Linked DNA regions of Homo sapiens: region 2 is linked to region 1. A link is a contact called in ENCODE Hi-C or POLR2A ChIA-PET data. All regions are on one chromosome and are shown on one strand. The core of a region is the stretch at or near the end of the contact, and the rest is flanking DNA. Distances in the headings are between cores, read along the strand shown. Region 1 holds the start of LINC02026 (long intergenic non-protein coding RNA 2026). Region 2 has its middle 27 kb from the start of LINC02038.

The links. A loop is a pair of places that touch in the nucleus more often than their neighbours do. ChIA-PET counts read pairs that join two places held with the same protein, here RNA polymerase II (POLR2A). Pooled maps may share reads with other maps.
Region 2: a pooled map shows a loop between it and region 1 (6-fold over the local background). The contact joins the enhancer-like site here to the promoter of LINC02026 in region 1. A Hi-C loop is called at or near these places in 5 of 168 maps with a recorded cell type or tissue (Caco-2, Calu3, heart right ventricle and 1 more) and 5 of 50 pooled maps. POLR2A ChIA-PET finds 5 or more read pairs at or near these places in 6 of 52 experiments (A549, K562, MCF 10A and 3 more).

The regions. Positions count from the first base shown.
Region 1 is chr3:194,002,369-194,005,120 of GRCh38, reverse strand. LINC02026 (long intergenic non-protein coding RNA 2026) reads left to right here and starts at 1,462. Exons shown (of 3, transcript NR_033944.1): 1 at 1,462-1,536. RefSeq lists an enhancer at 888-1,403 and a silencer at 1,767-1,936.
Region 2 is chr3:193,815,408-193,818,120 of GRCh38, reverse strand. No RefSeq gene overlaps it. Among named protein-coding and RNA genes, the nearest start is that of LINC02038, 27 kb to the left of the region's middle. RefSeq lists an enhancer at 2,118-2,713. Within about 2 kb of position 1,305, at least 16 of the 41 ENCODE cell types and tissues checked have a DNase peak (open chromatin) inside an H3K27ac peak, as active enhancers do; they include PC-9, heart right ventricle and stomach, where a contact is called at or near this core.

The DNA.
Region 1 (2,752 bases), core at 213-2,712:
TCGGCTCATTGCGACCTCCGCCTCACCGGTTCAAGCAATTCTCCTGCCTCAGCCTCCCGAGTAGCTGGGATTATAGGCGCCCGCCACTACACCCAGCTAATTTTTGTATTTTTAGTAGAGACATGGTTTCACCATGTTAGCCAGGCTGGTCTAGAACTCATGACCTCGTGATCCACCCGCCTCCGCCTCCCAAAGTGCTGGGATTACAGGCGTGAGCCACGGTGCCTGGCTGCCATTGTTCATTTCTATTTCATGAGTGATCGGCTCTTGTTGGCCATGGCTGGAGGAGTCAGCTCCCAAAATCCACACTCTCTAGGAGTGCTGAACCATAAATAATCTATCAGGACTCCTAGATTCCACTCTCTAGAGCTGCAACCAGAAGTTCCTTCCTTCCCGGCCCTGCTTCCCACTAAAGGAAACATTTGACTTTTGGGGATGAGATGTTTCAAGCCAGCCAATCCTTCTCACAGGAAGCAGAACCCCAGCCACCATGGAGCTTATCCTTGGGGCGCAGAGAAACACTGACCTAATGCTGTAATCAAGTACTGGATTTTATTTTTAAATCTTTTTACCTCACAAGCTGACTTTATTCTGGCTAGAGGGCTCCTGAACCTCTGTAAACTCCCCAGGAGGTAATTTCCAGTGCTAATCTCGCTAACGAGGTGTCAGTTACAGAAATGGCCCACGCCCTGGTTTCTTCTAAGTGGACATTACAGTGTTTCTTCAGAGGGGCCTGTGCTGGGACACCTCGGAAATGGAAGAATTTATAGCAAGGATGTTATTTCTCACTAAGTGAGCAGAAGAGCTGGAAGATCTCTTTAGAGATCATTAGAAGGATGGGGAAACTGAGGCTCAGAGAAGGGCAGTGGCTGCCCGAGGCCACAGAGCTGAGTGGCAGCAGGGTTGGGTTAGAGACTGGACCTTGTGGCGGAGCTGGCCTGCTTTGGGCTGTTCCACACACCACTGACTTTCTAGATTGTTTCATGTTCATGGAATCATCCTCAAACTCTACTCCCCAAAATTGTACCATAGATTAACTTCGGGCACCCCCCAAGTCAAAACTTCAACAGCTAAGGGACACGGATCATGCGGCCTGCTGAACACGCCATCAAGTGGGGCAAAGTCTTCTTTCTTTGTGATCAGGGTATGCACTCTCCCTTGGCCTCTGAATAAGCTGTACCCAGGGTTCCTCGATGACTCAGCTGCAGCAGGCTATCCACCACACATGTCCGTGGCCACCACGGCGGGAACCGGGCTCACCATCACTTACCACTAGAGATGTCAAACCACCCCCCTCCTAACCCAGGCCCCACTGCGGCCTCCCTGCCCTGCTCCAGCCTCGGTCTGTTGTGCAAGAGCCAGAGGGGACTTACGATCACGGAGCCACACGCCCAGGCCCAACCCAGGCCCAGGAGCTCCACCCTAGGGAAACGCCTAAGTCAGAACAGAGCACTCCTAACCCCCCGGGGCAAGGAGGGGAGGCCAGGCAGCCGGAAGGAAACTCCTGAGCTTTTTACGGAATGCACAAGACAAAAGGTGAGGGTCTCCACGTAGGGAAAGAACGCATTATTATTTACGGCCTTGGTCTGGAGAGGAGAACATGCTGCTCTTTGCAGCCCGGCGTGTGATTCATTTCCCCCGGGAGCTGCAGGGCCGAGGCAGGGCGTGCGCTCCGGCAGCCTCCAGACAGCCGCGCACTCCCGCCCGCTCGTTTATTTATGGTGCTTTATCAGCGGCTGTGCACCGCGGCGATAAAGTTTATGAAAAGAGGCGGCGTCTCCGGCCGGCGGGCTGGGCCCGGCGCTCCTTTCCCACACTGATTAGGATCAGCCAGGGCTTTGGAAGCTGCAGTTAAGGATCTCGGGTGCCCGGAGCCTCGGCTCCCCCTTCCTGCCCCGCCCGCGGGCTGGCCGGCTGCTGGCCCGCGTGGGAGGCGAGGTCAGGGCTGCGGCCGCGGCCCTTCCCCTGGGAGCGGGAGGGAGGAGGGAGGAGGAGGAGAGAAGCCGCCCTGCGGGGGAGGGAGCTCCAAGGCCCCGGGAAGTGGGACAGCCAGAGAAAAATACCGTCCAAATATAAATGGGCAAGTCCCCACGTTAAGAGATGAACGAGAATTTTTTATTTTTTGAGACAGAGTCTCGCTCTGTTGTCCGGGTTGGAGTGCAGTGGTGAGATCTTGGCTCACTGCAACCTCCGCCTCCGGGGTTCAAGGGATTCTCCAGCGTCAGCCTCCCGAGTAGCTGGGATTACAAGCGCCTGCCACCAGGCCTGGCTAATTTTTGTATTTTTAGTAGAGATGGGGTTTCACCATGTTGGTCAGGCTGGTCTCGAACTCCTGACCTCAGGTGATCCACCCAACTCGGCCTCCCAAAGTGCTGAGATTACAGGCGGAACAGGAATTTAATAGGAATTTTTCTCCTCTGAAGGCGGTGCACCGTCTCCTCTCCCCCATTTACTTTCCTACATTCCTTTCTCCTTTCCCGTCATTTCACCTGCATTTACTGTGTCTTTGCATTAAGGCTTGATTCATTTTGTCCCTTTTCATAGCCATGTTTTGTTCAGTCCTTCAGAAGATAGAAATTGAACACCTGACTTGTGGACAGCACCTCTAAACACTGCAGAGAGAGATTCAGAGATGAATAGCCCTGGCCCTTAGGGTTCTTGCGGTCACAAGCACCGTCCAGTAAGAGCAGCCCATGGTTATGAGTAACAAGAGCAGACACTACGGCAGGCACTTGGTTTAGGGACATTGCCT
Region 2 (2,713 bases), core at 56-2,555, 190 kb after region 1:
GTGTCCAGGGAACAGAAGCCTTTGCAAGCTGGAGGGTGCAGGCCCCACACATTCTGCACCACCATCGGGGGTTCTCTTGTTCAGTGGTTTTACAATCTTGTTTTGTAGCCCAGTTCTGGCAATGCTGCCCAGACCATTCTCCTCTCAGGACTTCTCCTACAGTCCACCCAGAAGCAGAGCCCCACAGGATGATGACAGGTGCTTCTGACTTTGGCTTATGAACTCAGCCAATATTGTCCAAGATAAACTCTGATCTAAACAACAACAACAAAAAAAACTCAAAGTATAAAATGTGTGTCTCTACAAGCAACACCACTGTTAGAATGTCAGGGCTGAGAGACCTCATTTATTGGAACAGGCCTTCACCTGTGATCAATCACCAACAGCAGGCAGAATAGCAACGTGTTAAAGAGCTCACGTTTTGGCACCAGGCTGCCTGACTTTGAATCTTCGCAGCTGTGTGATCTTGGATTAAATGTTAACATATCTTTTCTTGGTTTCCTCATCTATAAAATAGAAATAATCATAATGCTTGCTTCATAAGGTTATTCTGAGGGTTAAATAGAACCATTAATCTACCCTGCTTAGGAGAATGCCTGGCACCCAGGACCCGCTCAGTAAATGTAGCTATTGGAATCATCGAATCCGCTGCTAGCATGGACTCTCAATGAGGGGAAGCACGAGGGGCTCGTGGGAGCTACAGCCTGGAGGAAGCTGGGGGTCAGGGAAGGCTTCAGGGGTAACTTGAAGTCTAGGAAGAACAGGCAACCTCCTGGGCTCCACATTCTACCTCTTATTTGTTCTGCTTATTATTCTTATTTGTTCTGCTGGAGTCCACGCTCGCATGTGGACACACACACATGCAACACGTCAGCAGATTTGCAGCTGTCAGGGACAGAACATGGGAACAACTGCCAGCAGCTGAGATCCCAGCCCCAGCGCGCTCACTCTGGCTGCTCCAGCTGTGAGGGCGGAGGAAGACTGGAGCCAAAAGTCAGCCTCCCCCACCCCTGAGAAAATCTCCCCAGATTAGGCAGCTGCCTGCTCTCCCTCCTCCTCCCCCTAGGCTCTCAGCTGGAGGATGGGAAGATGGATAGGGAGGCGAGGAGCCTGAGGCCAGGAAATTGGGTCTCTTTATTCCCATCTTCCTGGAGAGTGAGCAGGAGACCCCCGCCCCAGGATCCCAGAGTCTAGCCTTGCCTACAGCTGTTCTGCTTTTGCAGCCAGGCATCTGTCCGGCTCCATTGTCCCTGGATGTGGGTGAGGAGTGGGAGGAGTCAAGAGCTGCCGTCCAACTCTAACAGTGCTTCTCAGCCGCGGCTGCACTTCGGAGTCACTGGGGAGCTTTGGCTTGGGCCACGCCTCAGAAGAACTGAAGCAGAATCTCTGGGGGTAGGGCCTGGGCTCTGGTATTTTTTGGTAAAACTTCCTGGGTCATTGTACTGAGTACCTAGGGTTGAGAAAGATGGACAGATAAGGAAAACTAGCTTGCAGGAGTCATAAACCACAGACCTTCAGATCCGAATGGAACTTTGGAAACTGTCGGCCCAACACCCTTTTCTTTTCTTTTCGTTTCTTTTCTTTTCTTTTTTCTTTTTTTTTTTTTTTTTTTTTTCTGAGACAGAGTTTGCTCTTGTTGCCCAGGCTGGAGTGCAATGGCACTATCTCGGCTCACCACACCTCTGCCTCCTGGGTTCAAGCGATTCTCCTGCCTCAGCCTCCCAAGTAGCTGGGATTACAGGCATGCACCACCACGCCCAGCTAATTTTGTATTTTTAGTAGAGATGGAGTTTCTCCATCTTGGTCAGGCTGGTCTCGAACTCCAGACCTCAGGTGATCCACCCGCCTCGGTCTCCCAAAGATTACAGGCGTGAGCCACACAGCCCGGCCACCAACACCCTTATTTTCTAGACGGGAAAATATAAGGCCTGGGGAGGAAACATGATAAGCCTAAGCTGAGTGAGCTGTGGCAGAGCAGAGAGAGAACCCACGCGTCCTGATTCCAAGTCCAGTGTTATTTTCATGATGTGTATCACGACACATTTTAGAACTGCCCCTTGAACACTTATGCCTTGAAGGATAGTGCTTTAATAGTTGCTACCAAGAGTACAAAAATGACATGGCACCTGACATCAAAGAGCTGGACAGAGCAGCAGACATGAGCCACTGAATGTCATCACCTGGCCTTGGGCAGACAAGGGATTGCTAGATGAAGGCCCACGCTTGCCACCTCATTCTCCCCACCTACCCAGCTGTGGAACTTAACACTTACGGCTGCTACCAGTACAGCAATCTCACGCCTAGGCCTGTGCTAGAGGAGTCCAGCACTTTCTAGGACCATGCCCATGCCCATGGGCAAGGAGCCCAACAAGTCAAGGGCATACGGCTACCAGGAGCCTGCATTCCTCAGTCTAGTCCTTACCCTGAGCATCTGGAATTCCCTGTCAAAACACCACTAGCCAGGTCTGGGGCCTACATGGGTCTTTCCTCAGATTTGTTCTCCCAAGTATGGATTGTACAGCCAGCGTGTGTACCCCTAGGCCCAGGATATGCTGCCAGTGCGTGCACCTCAAAGCCTAGGGACCACCAAGGGATATATAACCAGCATGTGCACCCACCCCTAAGCCCGGGGGCCACCGAGGGATACACAGCCAGTGTGTGCACCCCTAGGTCCAGGGGCAACACAGGATATTTGCATTCAAGGGATTTGGAA